Linked DNA regions of Mus musculus: region 1 is linked to region 2. The links are chromatin loops, found by intact Hi-C in ENCODE. Cell type or tissue: heart. All regions are shown on one strand. Links, peaks and the distances in the headings refer to the core of each region. The heading gives the core; the rest is flanking DNA.

Region 1 (7,809 bases), core at 3,055-5,554, 54 kb before region 2:
GAGTCTGAGCAGGTGACAGTATGGGTTGTGCCATCAAGTGTTTGAGAGATAGCAGGTCTCTTCCTTCACTGCTTGGCTGCTCTGTCCTTTGCCACCTATGTGGATTTGTGGATCCCAGTTCTGCCTTCCTGGCTATGTGAATCTCAGTTTTACCTCCCTGGCTACATGGGCCCCACTTCTGCCTCCCCTCCTGGCCTCTGTCCAAGTCTGTTTTAAACGGTGACAAATCGCTTCAGGCTGAGTAGTTTATAAAGAATAGAGGTTTTGAGGCTGGAGAGATGGTTTCATGGGTTAGAGCACTCGCTATGCTGAATGTGAGAACCTGATGAAGAAATAACATAAGGAGGTGGACTGGCAGGTGCCAGCCCAGGCTACCTTTCCAGGCACTTGTTGGTTTGTTTTTATGTGTGTTTGTTTGTTTTTTAAGACAGAGTCTCAGTGTGTAGCCCTTGCTGGTCTGCAGCTCTCCATATAGATAGACCAGGCTGGTCTCAAATTCACAGTGGTCCTAAGTTTACAGATAACCCCCCAGCCTTTCCTTCTGTAAGTGCACCCCCATGCCTGACTTTTTCTTCTTCTTCCAAGCCATGAGTCCATCAAGGATGCCCTACCCTGACAGCCCTGTGAAATCTCAGTTGTCAGCAGCATATAAATTTTGAGGTCAACATTCTAGCCTGCAATTTGAGGAATATCTTCCAACCATTGTAGAGTTCCACCCTGTAACAAGTGGCTGGCTATACATGTCTATATAACAGCAACTCAGAAACACATGATGTCAAAACGGCAAGGAGAGGAGGTACCCAGGCTTTTCTGGTGTGAGGGCAGCTCTTTGCTCTGCCTAGAGTGCTCGGAGGCTCCAATGCTGTCATCAGAGTCACTTGTCCTCTCTGAACTTCAGTTTTCTCTTGTGTGAAGCTGAGGACAACGACAACGATAATGGATAATGCTTCCTTTGAGGGCCCTGGGGATTAAGTGAGGTTTTGCTTGAGAGGTCAGCACAATGCAGTGTGTATGGCAGGCTCTTCCTATAAGGTGCTTAGCTATAAAACTAGAGAGGGAATTCAGGCAGTTGGGACACTGGAGTAATTTATCCCTACGAAATACTTTGGATACAGAGGGTTTTGCCAAAGCCTGCTGGGTAGAAGCCTTGGTATGGAACCTGTTCTGGATGGTTACTTTGCTTATTGAAAAGAAAAATGAAGTGCAGGCCATTCTGTGCCTTGACCACAGGAATCCTCATTCATCTAGCAAGTATTTGTTAAGCTCTAGCACCTGCAATCTTCCTAGTGTCCGAGGAGATGCTAGGGAAACATTGAACAGAGTGCTGCTGTAGGCTAATGATTTAGGCAGGAGACAACTAGAAACCTGGTCACTACTCTGCAGAGCAAGAATTGCTATTAAATGAGCTGACACATGTCATGTGCTTGTACCCAGAGCCTGACCCTGTCACAAAAAGCCATCAGTTAAGTGTGTGAGCCCTACCAAGTGAAGCAGAGGGAGGGAGGCAGAGGACACCTAGGAGAGGGACTTCTAAAAACAGGTCACTCTGATCCAAGTCCTGAGGAAGGTTACAAGTTGGGTAGGCATGTTTATGAGGGTGAGGGGAGAATAGTAGGGGGAGGGTGGTTGGTGGGTGCTATAGACAGCTTGAGAGCTTTAACAGAGCTGCTTGCTGCAGAAAGGGAAGGCACCACTGTTGAGCATCTGGCTGAGGAGTTTGGTCATTATCCTCGAAGTGATGGGGAACAACACCAGGACCTTATCCGGGAGGCAGTGCTGTGGAGAACAGATGGTCAGGAGGTAGGGACAGCAACTCAGGTCCAGACTGAGCTGGAGGCAAAGAGTGGATTCAGGAGCTGTCTATGGGATTGCAGATGTGAGGAAGAGGGCAGTAGAAGGAATCCTAATTTTCTGGCTTGGGAAACTGGGTGGAGCACATTTGGTATCATTCACTGAGACAAAGAACAATAGTGAAAAAAGACAGGGAAGGAGGTAGCATCCCCCATGAAAAGAACGCCCAGAAGATAGGCACCGTACATAGGCTCTGGAATTCTTTGTTACTTACATTCTTAGAGGAACAAATGGTTTTGTTGCTTGTTTGCTTGTTTGTTTGTTTGTTTGTTTGTTTAGATTATATTAAAGGCAGGTTTATTGGGAAGCTATTCTCAGGCGAGTTCACTGGCCCTAAGGATTGAGGCCAAGGAAGTCACAGTGGGGAGAGAGGCAGAGGGGAAAGAGAAATCGAGAGAGTGTGTATGTGTGCCTGCAGAGAAAGACGAGGAGAAGAGTTATTGGGTTTTGAGACAGGGTCTTATGATGTAACACTGGCTGGTCTGGAACAGGCTATGGAGACCATGCTGGCTTTGAACTTACAGAGGTCCACCCGCCTCTGCCTCTCCAGTGCTGGAATTAGAGGTCTACTTCACCATGCTTTGCAAAATCATAGCTCTTTTTTTGTTTGTTTGTTTGTTTGTTTGGTTTTGTTTTTTTTGTTTTGTTTTGTTTTGTTTTGTTTTTTGGTTTTTTGAGACAGGGTTTCTCTTTATAGCTCTGGCTGTCCTGGAGCTCACTTTGTAGACCAGGCTGGCCTCGAACTCAGAAATCCACCTGCCTCTGCCTCCCGAGTGCTGGGACTAAAGGCATGCGCCACCACGCCCAGCAAATCATAGCTCTTGAGTATGTTCATTGTGTTTGGACAACTGGTATACCTACAGGAATAGCCTCCTAAACAAGATACTAAATATTCCAGATCTCTGCTAAATCCCTTCATGTTTCTTTCCAGTTACCTAAAAGACTTGCTTTGAATCTCTTTTTATAGCTTGTGACCACCTAGAGATAAAACAGCCATTCATTACCTTGCCTGTCTGCTCTTTGTCCTAACTCCTGACCCCCATGTGCACTCAGTAAGCTCAGCTCCCTGGCATCTGCAGGACAGAGAGGAAGGAGAGCTCTGAGCCAGCAGAGCTTGGTCTAGGCAGTCTTTGGAGTTTAAGTCTAGGCTGTGAGGTTCATAGATAAGAACTTCATTTTGATAGTCTGTTTCAGCCACACTTGCTTTTGATTTGAAAGTACCTGCCCTTCACAGTCAGCTTATCTATCGTTTGCCTACTCTGTCTCTTCCTCTTCCTCCTCTTCTTCTTCCTCTTCCTCTTCTTCCTCCTTCTTTTCTTTCTTCTTGGGAAATGGTCTTGCCATATAGTCCCGGCTACCCTGAGACCTACTCCCCTTATGCCTCAGCCTCTCCAGTGCTGAGATTATAGGCTTGTGTGGCCACGCTTGCCACAGTCAGCCTTGACCGTTGGGCCCAAATGATAGTCTGCTCTAAACCCTTGGAATGACAAATGCCAAGCTCTGCCCCTTCATGACGCAGACAACTGCTCTTCCTTTCCCTTTCTGATTGCTTCCTTTGCCTTGAGTAGTTGTTGGGGTCAGGGGAGGAGGTGTCTGTCAACTTGGGGTCACTCCTTAGAGTCTGTGTTTTCTTTTGGTGGCCTCTCTGAGTCTGATTAACCTTAATAAGAAAATAAATACTTACTTTTAATTTTCTTCCTGGCCTAGCTAAGCTAGACTCAAACTTTTTTTTTTTTTTAAACTCTCCCACATACGAATGGTAGATAACGCTGCCCTGTTGGGGAAATGAGTCGTTTCCAAGATTTTCTCTCAAGGAAAAGTATAACTCATTAGTTTACTAAGAAAGGCTTAAGGGGCCACAGCGAAGTAATTAAGATCCTATTCTTCCTTCAATGCGTTCCTAATCAGAGCCCGGTCATGAACCTCAGCTTCAAAGTTCAAAGGTACACAGTTCAAAGTCACTTCTATCATTTTATATTTGAGGATGTAGAGAAACCCTCTTCCCCAGAAAGAATGATACTCTCAAGGCACTAGGATGTGAGCTCCAAGGAAGCTGAAGACATTTCAGTGTTCCGTTACTAGAATCGCTTCTTGGTATTAGAGGTGTCGAAGAACATTTGGCTTTGTACACGAGGCCCTGGGTGCTACATGAGCACTGGTGTGTAGGGGGATCACTTGAATAAAACCCACTATGATCTCACTGGTTTTTATTTATTGGATTAAGAAAGAAAATCCTTCAGAGAAACCTCACCCTTGAACTTGGTACTTGTGGAACTATGCTTGGAACGAAAGTAGAGTTCCTCCTTAACCAAACCGAGCATAACTCCTAAGTTCTTTCGTCAGCATTGGGGGCTCTCAGTGTCTCTGTTCAGCTCATTCCTCTTGGCTCAACACAGTTCCTCCCTGCCGTGGGGACTGTGGTTGGATTCCATACCTGTGAGAAGTTTCTAGAGACTTTTGGCTTGGACCAGCCCTGGCTTAGCCAGGTTCTTTCTTTGAATCATTCTTTTTGCTGACCCCTGCTGGTTGGCAGGAAGAGGCACCTATAGAGACAGTCCCTACTGACGGACTCTAACCAGGAACCAAAGTTCAGCCCACTTCAGCCAAATTTAGGTGAGGATTTTATGTTGGGCATCCCTGACATTAGTGAACAAGTAGTGTCTTTGTCTGTTCACAGAGGAATCTCAAGTGTTTTGAGTCAGTGACTAAAATCATTCCCACCAGTTTTCCCCTCAAGACACTTTGCTTGCTTCTTCCCTCCTTCCCTCTTCTCTCCTTTCCTCCCTTCCTCCTTCTACACATTCAAAATATATGAGGTCTTGACCAGTGGACTGGTTAACCTCTATTTTTATGCATATGGTTATTTCTGCTTGCCTGTGTGTCTGTGCACCATGTGTTTGCAGTGCCCACGGACGTCAGAAGAGCACATTAGATCTTGTGGGGCTGGAGTTACAGATGGTTGTGAGCTGCCATGTGGATGCTGGGAATCTAACCCTGGCCCTGGAAGAGTGGCCAGTGCTCTTATCTTCTGAGCCGTCTCTCCAGCCCCTGATTGATACTTGTAGCTGTGTCGCACTGATGCATTTAGCAGAGCCACAAACTGTACTGTTTCTCAACTCGTTTCCTCCCATTCTCTGAACATAACTAGGTCAGGGCACAGGTCGTTCAGTAGTCCCTTAATGAACCTACCAACCTCCGCTCCCACCCCTCTACATTGTTCCCAAATGACCTTTCTCTAGTACTGTTGCTTGACACCTCTTTCACTGTGGTGGGCTTAAAGAGCAACCCCTTGGTGTGGACTTAAGTTTCCCACCAAGCAAGCCTTCCTGGCTCTCCTGCTCTCACCTTTGCACCCTATACCCCGCCGTACTGATCCGCTCCAGGGTTCCGCAAGCATGCCACCCACTCTCACCCTGTGCAGATGGCAGTGCCATGAGGTTCTGTTGTAGTCAGTCATCCTTCAGATGTCCCTTCTCTGTGAGACCTTCCTTCCACTGTGCAGTTGTCGCTTGGCTGCCAGATGCGCCATGGCATCCATCACTGAAATTGTTATTAGTTTTGATTTTTGTTTTGTGTTGTTGCTGTTGTTGGAAACAGGGCATCAGTGTGTCACCCAGGCTAGCCGCAAACTCATAATCCTCTGGCCTCTGCCTCTTGAATGCTGGGGCTAAAGGTGCCCACTTTGCCCAGATTTCTTAGGTTTTTTTTTTACTTCTCTAAAAACAAAACCAAAAAACTTAAAACCTAAGTTTTTGCCAGACACAGTGGTGTATATCTTTAATCTCAGCATTTGGAAGGCAGAGATAGGTGGATCTCTGTGAGTTCAAGGCTAGTTTGGTCTATAGGTAAGGTCTAGGACAGCCAGGGCTACAGAGTAAAGCCCTATCTCAAAAAACAAAACAAAACAAGAAACAAGAAATATTTATTTATTTATTTAGTGTGTGTGTTGTATGTGCACACACACATGCCACAGTACATGTGTGGAGGTGAGAGGACAACTTACAGGTGTCAGTTCTTTCTTCCAATCATTCCAGTCCCAGGGTTAGAACTCAGGTAGTCAGATTTAGCAGCAAGCACCTTTACCTGCTGAGTCTGCCCCCTGGTTCAGTTTTTGTCACTTCTGTCTTCTACTCCAGACAGTATCCCCAGGCACTGGTTCAAGTTTTCTAGTGTAGGTCTAACCTTGTTTTCAGTAGTTTCTATCACAATGCAACAAGTTAGAGTCGTGATGGTAGATCATACGGCTCCTGCCTTATCACCTCCCACAGCTCCCCTGCCCTCTCTGACAGCATCCAGGACTTTTCTACAGTCCTCAAAAGTTTATAGTTCTCCCAGTGCGTGGAGGCTTCCTGCCCCTTGCTCAGACTTGGATACCTTCCCCTTCTCTTTCCTACCTCCCAATCAAATCCAGCTCATTCTTGCAGAAGCAGATCAGATGTTGTGGCTTCCTTCTTGCTTGCCCTGACTTGCAAGGAGTTTAAATAATGAAAATATCTGGTGCCTCTGCAGCATGACTCATAAGCCCCAGACGTTGTTCTCGGCATTTTGGGTGTATTAACTGATATCTCTTGCATTATTACAGCATTATGATGCTTACATTCTCCCAAGTCCTAACGGTTTAAGTACACATCCTTCCAAACAGGCTTCAGAAGGACGAGCCCCGTGTATTAGTTGTTTTATGACCCCAGCCTTTAGCACAGGGTTTCTCATGTAGAAGGAAGCCAGAAATGATTGGTAAAGCTATTTTGTAATACAGACCCTGGTCACCTTGTCCTTGTTTAGCACAAAAAGAAGTGTTTTTGATTATGCAGAATGTGCAGTGGGCTGGAGTTATCCCGTACAAATGAGGAACACAGGCATAATCAGTGGGTGAGCTAGACGGAGGTGCTGTTGGAGGCCAAGCCAGTGAAATCAGTTCCTGGGCCTCAGCTGTAACCGCAGAAGACACGGCTCTTATTCCCTACACCCAAGTACCTTTTCCACGGAAGGAGAGGTGGGCATGAGATATGGTTAGAGAATGGGACACGCCATCTGTGAGCAGTGGCCAGAATAAAAGGTGCCCAAGAACCAAACCAAGGCTGGAATGAGGTCTGGAGGGTGGAGGGTGCTCGCCGGGCTGGGCGTCTCAGCATCTGCCCTGAGTCTGGCTGGCTGAACCCCTCAACTCCTGTCTGAAGTTACCCATCCCTGTGGAGACTGTTAACCCTGTGTTTGCCCATCGATGTTTAATTTCCTCCTGCTGTTTTCATGGCTTCACACGTACTGGCTGGCATTTAAAGCCTCCCCTTGAGTTCTGTGAACCATTGGAGCAAAATAGTTGACTGTGCCCCAGGAAGAGGGGTTTCTGGGAGTGCCATTTTACAGCCAGTCAGTCAGAGCACAGGTAAAACAGTGTGGGGTTCCCAGATGGCATGAAGGGGTCAGTCAGTCATACTCATTCCTGTCTCTCTGCCCTCTCTCATTGTTCAGTATCCTGTCCATGAGTGTTAGTCTGCATGGCTGAAAGGCTACACCTCAATACTGGAACTCTCCGCTGTGCCTGGTCTTCTGCTTGCAGCTGGTATTACTTCAGGCCTCCTTTGTTCTGTATTGGAACCACAGCTTGCAACTCTTTCACTCCCCCCGCCCCCCAGCACACATGGCATATAGAATTCCATGCATAACATACCTCTATGGGCATGAGCCTCACATTCCTCTCTCTCTCTCATACCCCCACTCCCAAATACCCCAGGAAATAGAGCAAACACTGACACAGATGCTTGGAGGCATGTTGCTCGGAAAGGCATTTATACAAGCCTGGGGTTAGGAAAGCTAGCCAGGCAGGGACGCAGTTCTGGATTGGCCATTGCAACATCAGCTTTCCCCAATTTAAGAAGCCTCCCCAGAGCAAGTGCCTGCATTAGGATTTGTCGGAAAGCCGAATGATCTACAGACTTCCCTTTAAGTGATGTTACTCAC
Region 2 (7,809 bases), core at 3,258-5,757:
CTCAGTAAGAACTTTTTCAAACGTGAGAGGATTTATAACATTTGGCTATCACATACAGAACACATACAGTATCCCCAGTCCTCTGCTGAAACATTTTACATTTCCATCTCCTTATTTCTACCCATTATTGAGTAAGATAGAATCTGACATCCCCATTTGGCAGAAGTTAGGAACTGCAGGATCTTCCTTAAAACTCTGAGAATCAGCACCTTTCCCCCAACCGTCCCGGATGGCTTTGCTGGGAAACAAGTCTGGGCCGGGCAGAGATAAGCTCTTTTGTTCCTGCAAGAAGCCCCTCACTGGTGTGGTATGGAAGGTGTTTTGCATGACTGCATTGGTGAGAAATTTGCTGTTCCCTTGAAGTTTCTTTAGGCTTTACCCAGTTTTCTCTGCAGTATTGACTTTGGGAAGGGACTGCATGCTGAGGAGGAGGATGGGGTGATGACACCCTCAGCCTCCTCTGTCACCTCTCTGGGGAGGGAAGAGGAGAGAGGAAAATAGCTTGGCAAACTGGTTCTGGAATGTTCCTGGCCCCAGCCAGGTGCTGAGAGAGTCCTTGGCAAAGGTGTTATCCCGGAGATAGAGCCACAGCCCTTGCAACAGGCAGGCCAGTGTTCCTATCCCATTGAGACTAGCAGGGTGGTCTTGTGGTGGTCCTCACAGCCTGTCAGGATGACTAAGTAGCAACTATGTTGTGCCTGGCAGAGCAGAGGCAAGCTCCCCTTCTCCATACACCCTCTGGTTCAGCAGCAGACACCCTTCGAGGGTTCTAAGGTCAAATCCAGGGTCCCCTGAAGGGAACGGTGGCCCTGGGAGCATAGATACTCTTCGGTTCCAAGTCTGATTGGGTGTATTCATGAAGTCACACTCCTGACGCTGCCCTGTCCCTGTGGGCCTTATCGCCTTGGATTCCCACTCACGTGCTCAAAGGACTGAATCCAGGAGAGGACCTTTTAGTTTTTCATAGCCGAGGGAACTGAGTGGAAAGAGGCTGGCCAGAGGACCTGTGCCTCTGTGGAGTCATCAGTGGGCTTCCTGGCAGCCAGCTTGAGTTCTTGTGGTCCTGTCCTGGTCCCTGCAGGACTCAAGGGAGCAACATATTCCTCATGGAAACGGAGGAACTAGACTCCCTGGCTGGCAGACTTGCAGTCATCTCCCAGAACTCTGTGCCTGTCTGTCCGTCTTTCCTGCATCCCCATTTAGTCCAGGCTAACAACAGGCCCCCTTGCTGTGTGTAATCATAGCAGTGGCCAGGCTCAGTTTACCCAGTACTCAGGATTGCCCAATTTCAGAAGCACTGGTTCAGATTAAAGGACTGTGCCAATGCTTTTTAGAGATGGGGATGTGGCAGTGTGGATCACCCGTGTGTCCCAAGCTGCCCCATGTGGCCTCTAGCCGAAGGCTTCCTTCAGGCTCTGACATAAGTCCTGTGTGTGGAGACACAGCCAACATGGGTTCAGGCCTCTGGGGGAGAGGCAGCCGTTAGGATAGCTTTCCAGGTCTCCTTCTCCTGTTTAAGACTGAGCTCACCAATTTTTTTTTTCTTCTTCGAGACAGGGTTTCTCTGTGCAGTCCTGGCTGTCCTGGAACTCACTCTGTAGACCAGGCTGGCCTCGAACTCAGAAATCTGCCTGCCTCTGCCTCCCAAGTTTTGGGATTACAGGCATGCGCCACCATTGCCCAGCAAGACTGAGCTCATCTTAAAAAAAAAAAAAAAAAAGTCCTTGGGAGTCAGGGCCACGGGAGCTGGGTCCTCTCCACCTATTCTCTGACACACCTATCCAGCTACTTCTAATAAATGTGAACAAAATGGATTCATTTATTCCTTTTGAAGATAGGCCCACCACTGTGTGCCCACTGGGCCCACCGTCGCAGCAGGTTACAAAGCACCAGGGTCACACTTCTGGTACCTCACTATACCCCCCATGGAGATGTAAAATGTCAGTGGAACAAATTACTGACCAAATACTTCAGAACATATAAATATTAAATTTCTCTGGCTTTCATATAAAATCCAGGCTCTGGTCTGCTCCCAAGAGGGGGTACCTGGAGAGCTCTACTGGGGAGGGGACCAGCTACCAGTGGAGAGACAAGTGTCCCCAAAGGTCAGGGCAGAGGCTGACTCTGTGTGAGTGGCAGCTCTGGCCAGAAGAGAAGCAGTGGGGAGTGGGATACAAAGAGCAAGGAGGTGGGAAGCCCACATGCAGCTGTAAACCAGGCTGGGGTGCGCTTCCCCACCTCCACCCCCACCCCATGTTCACATGGGGATCTGTACTTAGAGTGCATGCGCTGCACACAGATGTGTGTGCACACCAGGATTGACCGACCCCAAGCCTCATGCACACTAAATGAGTGTTGGTATCTGTTGTTCTGATCTCTGAGTTTGTCACTCAGTTGCTGTTGATGGAGCTGGGATAGGGGGGAGGGGGGGCTCCAGCTCCTTCACAGTATCACCCCAGAGAACTCCAAGACACCGACTCCCTCAGCTTTCCTTGGAGCGACTCCACACAGACCCGGAGCGGTTCTGTCGCTGGTCAGCAACTGGGCTTACTTTTAGCCCAGGGCTTCCGGGACCAGACCTGGCTTGGATCCTTACTGTGAGAATGTGAATGTCCCTGATCTGGAAGGCAGGCTCCACCCTGTCTCAGGACAATGGCCAGCTAAGCGTCGTGACTCTCTTGCAGGCATCCCCACGCTCATCGTGCTGGACCCGCAGGGGGAGGTGATCACTCGGCAGGGTCGGGTGGAGGTGCTCAATGACGAGGACTGCAGGGAGTTCCCGTGGCACCCGAAGCCCGTGCTGGAGCTCTCTGACTCCAACGCTGTGCAGCTCAACGAGGGCCCCTGCCTCGTCCTTTTTGTAGGTATGGAGCTGGAGGGAAAGTGGAAGGCAGGTCAGAATGGACCTCTCATGGGAGGCAGATAGTATCCCCTGCCCCCAGCCACTCTCTACCATTAACAGTGTTGATCTGGGGTCTTTGTCTCCCTAGCAGCCTTGCTTTTGACCCCAATGATTTATTCATGGCTATCCCCCTGCAGGCGGTGGTCTGGAGCAGCTACTGCTCCTGCTGCCAGCTGGGCAACAGGTCAGGCAGGAAGATGGCCCCAGCCCCCCATGAACAGACCCTTTGTTGGGAAGGGAGATGGGGAGGGTGTTGCTTGCATAGCAGCTGTAGGGGGTGGGGCCCCCTCGGGCTAAGGCTCATCCAGGCCTGCTGCCACTTTCCTATGCTCTAATGAGCAATTCCGGGGAGCCACTAGAGCTGGCCCGGCTCTACCAGGTGGAACCCCGCTCCTTCACCCTCAGAAGCTATGTCTCGTGGCTAAGTAGAAAGATAGGAAAGTATCCCTGCAGACTGTGGCATGACTCAGGATGCTTTCACCACCCATGGCCAAGGAGGCCTGGGGAGTACCCTCAGCACCTTGCTACATTCTCTGGGGTCTGGTTTCGGGACCCTAGCATCAGAGCTGATAAGCAGACTGGGCCAGTCTTAGGTAGGAAGGCCTGTCACAGAGAAGCAGTCTTGAATTTTTTTTTCCTGTGGGGTTGTCTTGCCTGTTGCAGGTCCTCACACCCACATCCTGGGCCCTGTTTGGAAAGAGCTCTGAACCTGGGGACAATTCGGGACATTTTGGCTTTCTCCAGAAATGTGGAAACCAAGTCCCTGAGAAGCAGGACAAGTTGGATAGTAAATTAGATGAAGGTGTCCCCAGAGATCGTGTCTGGTCACCATGAGCCTCTTGGGCAGTATGACACCTGTGGGTAGACTCCTGTATCCTCTGTGTGCCTCGTGAGGATGCTATGCTGACTCCCACCACAGGCTTCAGCAGCCTCAGCCTCATGTGGCCATTCCTCATGTTCTCCTGCAGGTCGTCCCAAGCAGGTCTGCCTACCAGGTAGCTTTGGAGCAGGTGTGGAGTCCCATCACCACCAGAGCTGCAGAGGGGACCACAGTCCTCGGCTCTGTGACTGGGAGAACACTCCTAGGGGCTCAGGTGTAGGCATGGGAGCAGCAACCTATACAAACCCTGTATAGGTTTGTGAAGAACCTCATGGCAGGCGCTGCATGCTGGTGGGTAGGGTTCGAACTGCTCACTGAGCTGTTTGTGTCTAGTGAGCCCAGTGTGTCTCAGGCCCATCTCTGGTCACTGAGATTTGACAATTTAGAGTTGCTTGTCCTTCTTTTTCTGTTCCCCTGTCACAGACTCTGAGGACGACGGAGAGTCCGAGGCAGCCAAACAGCTGATCCAGCCAATAGCTGAGAAGATCATTGCCAAGTACAAAGCCAAAGAAGAGGAGGCGCCGCTGTTGTTCTTTGTGGCCGGGGAGGTGAGTGCGGAGGACAGGCCTGGCGTCCTGGGTACATGCAGGATATGAGTGATCTTGGCTTCTGGAGGTCTGAAGGGACCTCTGGGTCTGAGCTGATTGTGCCACACGCAGATGTAAGAGGAAAAGGTGTGCCCTTAGTCATCAGAAACCACTTCCTATCCCTGCTGTATCCCCCGCCCTTCCTTCTCACTCAGCAGCCCTCAGAACTTTAGGAAACCCTAGCGGATCTGTGTCGTCCCCCCACCCCCCGCACGGCTGAGAGCAGCACAGACATCCTTGCTCCCATCCGTGCTGCTGGATCAGAACCAGCCCCTGCTTTGCATAGATAGTACCAGCCTGGCTAATCCCACTGTGCCAGCCTGCAACACGGGCTTAGCCATCACAGGGATCCCGACTTAAAACACAGCTGAAGACACTTGGGGAGGTTGGAAATTGCTGCTGTCCCCCATCTGTTGCTCTCAAGGCCTAGTTCTTGAGCCCTCACTGTGCCAGACTGAGCAGGGGACATCCCCAGGGTCAGATGATGGCAGGTGCCCGGCCACCCTGAAAGCCTGGGAGGCTGCATCCTACAGGCACCTGCATTCTGCAAGATGGCCGTGATTGGCTGCGCAGGCGCTCTCCTGGCTCCTTCTGCACATGCTCATTGCCTCTCTACCCCACCCCAGCACCCCTCTGAGGCTCACATCAACAGACTCTATGAGGCCACCCTCCAGCTTTTCCTGCCCAGGTCAGAACCTCCAGTTGGTCAGAGCCTGTACACTGGATCCCAAGAGAAGGACAGGAAGACAAACAAGAGAGGCCAGACAGACACCCTAAGCCACCCATTCATCTCCTCAGTAACCACCCCTGGCTGCCCTGCTGGGCCCCTTGCAGGCAGCCCCAGTTGCCCTGCCCAGCTCTGGGGTGGAGGGGAACAAAGAGGGTTCACAGGCTCCTGCAGGGGAGAGTTGGGGGGGTCCCAGCCGCCCCACACAAAGCATAACAAGGCAGCTCTGCATGTATTAAACTCTAACCCCTGGAGAATAGCTCCTAAGAAAGATGGGTGCAGAAGAGAAAGGCCAGGCCGGGGGCAAGGCGGGGATTCAGGAGCACAGCTGAAAAGCCTTTGCAAGTTCTCTGTCCCCTAGGCGCCTTGCCAGGAACTTCACCTGCTGGTCTCCTTTGTTCTTCACCCTCTCACGGGGAACAATACTCATTATCCTGTTTCCTAGATGAGGGACATAGGCTTTAGCAGGGAGGAGGGCTGGGAGCACCGGGGGCTGGTTTCCTCTCTTAGCATCCTAGGTGTTAGGGATGGGATCTGGGCTCCACTGATGTCCCTTGCCAAGGCCACAAAGTAGGTAGCAGAGAAGGAACTGATGGGGTTACTGTGACTCCAGTGACAGGGCTCATCCTTTTCTGACAAATGGACCAGTTCATGCCTAGAAGGACAGACAGACTTGGGGCTGCTGCCCATGTGTCAGAAAGCTAGGCAGAGTCCCCCATGTCATCATCCATTGCTCCACTGAGATACCAGTCAGTCTTTGGCAACTGACTCGATCCAGCCCTCTGTTCTTCCGCTCAGAAGCAAGATAACCTGGCCTGGGGGAGAAGGGAAGGGAGACAGGGAGGTGGGACGTGGACATTGATTAACTGAGCTCCCATCAGTGTGGCCGAGGGCTGGGAGAGTTCTTTAATTCTTGTTGTCCTTTCCCAGTCCTGTCGCTTGGGACAAGCACTGGTTAATCTGAAAGCCTTTGAGAACATTAAAATTCATCTCTCTGGTTTGCTCAGGGGGAGGCACTGGAGCTCTTGGCTTGGTCCAGGCCTCCTGAAGGGATAATATGCACAGTGTTTGTCCAGGTGCTTCCCTCTGTTTATCGTGAAGGGTTCTATTAGCCCATGAGGAGGGCTGGACCTGGCGATCCATGCCCAGGATACAGAAGCATCCAGCCTTACGGGAGGCGTATGCTATGGTATGAGAAGGGAAGATGTCACTCAGAAACCCTCCTTAGTGTCTGGGAATGTAATAGATTTTGTCAGAGGAACCAGTGAGCTTAAGTTTCATGCTTCCTTCTCTCCACCCCTGTTTAAGGCCAGGAAGACCCCAAGCCCTTTCTCTGCTGGGCGAGCGACTCAAACCCTTTCATTAGATTTAGAGTGTTATATGTTGTACAGTGTGAAGTCCCATTTCCCACCAGGCTCTAAATGAGGTCTGTCTCATGAAAGGTCACCTCAAATAGTGGCTCCTCCATAAGAGTTTTTCCTTGTCTTTGGCCCTGTTTGCTTGTTTGGATGAGGGGTGTTTGAGCAGAGGGAACTCACCGGCCCAGTAGCAGGGATTACATGGCAAGGCACCAGCTTCTTAGACCAACACAGTGGAGTAGCGCCCAGGCTGGCTGTACTCCTCCTGCCTTCACTTCACACAGGGCATGGGAGACAGTAAGCTGTTGTTGAAAAAGATTCCAGAGTTGAATTCCTGACTTAGCCTCAGATAATCCACAGTGGGGCTGCAAAGAATTGAGAGCTGGTTGCAAAACCTAGCGATTAGGACTTAAAATTGTACCCTTTTTTTAAAAGGCAGAGGGCATGTTAAAGTCACTTTCATGCTCATGAAGAAACCTGGGCTGTGGGATGCAGGGGAATTGTTCATCCTTCTCCCTAAGGGAAGGTAGGGTCCTTATCCTCCCGATAGAAGCCCCCCCCCCCCCCCAGTGTGCTGACACTGTCCCTGTGCCATACACTCTAAGGACTGGACTCAGGAGACTCTCTTGTTAAAATGTACTGGTTTTCTTGCCCTTCTGGTGACTTCCAGGATGACATGACTGACTCCCTGAGAGATTACACCAACCTGCCTGAGGCGGCGCCTCTGCTCACCATTCTGGACATGTCAGCCCGGGCCAAGTACGTGATGGATGTAGAAGAGATCACCCCAGCCATTGTGGAGACTTTTGTGAATGACTTCCTAGCAGAAAAACTCAAGCCTGAGCCCATCTAGTGGGCTCCGGCCTCTGGAGACAGTATTTAAGACACAGTCTTCTCCCCTTCCTCCCCTCTGCCCTTGGACTTTTCCAGCGTGTCCTGAATCACACAATCCAAGTGTCCAACCTCTGTGGTGCCTTGTTTCTACATTAGCAACTCAGCTAGCACCCATGGGTGTGCATCCTCACAGTGGCAGCAGGTCCCACGGTGTTTGGAGATGGCTTGGGGATCCGTGAGGATGGCATGACCAGCTAGCCCCGAGACTGCCACCTCTCCTGGCTCATGATGGAGGACCTTCCCGGGTCTTCTGCAGAGTGAGCAAGCAAGGACCGTGGATTGAGGCCCTGACTCTGACTCTGGGATCAGTATACACACCCCAAGCCAGAGGGAACTCTCCTGTGACATCTGTACCCGTGGGAGTTACAGAGGAAGGGTCATGACCTCAGTGGCCATCAGCTGAGAGCTGTCGGCGAATTTGCTTTGTAAGGACGTGATCTTTCTTGGTCTGAGGGAAAACC

Evidence for each region. A loop is a pair of places that touch in the nucleus more often than their neighbours do. Peaks named below come from ENCODE experiments on the same cell type or tissue, not always from the same donor. Only the 100,000 strongest peaks of a DNase experiment are listed, where the experiment ranks them.
Region 1: a loop joins it to region 2, with 2.2 times the contacts of the local background. A loop is called at or near these places in 5 of 42 quality-filtered maps.

The regions. Positions count from the first base shown.
Region 1 is chr11:76,311,493-76,319,301 of GRCm38, reverse strand. All of the region lies in intron 1 of Nxn (nucleoredoxin), which reads left to right. Among named protein-coding and RNA genes, the nearest start is that of Mrm3, 72 kb to the right of the region's middle. In heart, for the core only: a CTCF peak has its summit at 4,389 (motif pointing left); a DNase peak (open chromatin) is centred at 4,971.
Region 2 is chr11:76,258,063-76,265,871 of GRCm38, reverse strand. Nxn (nucleoredoxin) reads left to right here. Exons shown (of 8, transcript NM_008750.5): 6 at 2,685-2,864; 7 at 4,206-4,330; 8 at 7,125-7,809. The coding sequence ends at 7,307. Among named protein-coding and RNA genes, the nearest start is that of Mrm3, 18 kb to the right of the region's middle. In heart, for the core only: no CTCF peak of the experiment used is centred there; a DNase peak (open chromatin) is centred at 4,456; H3K27ac peaks cover 788 bases.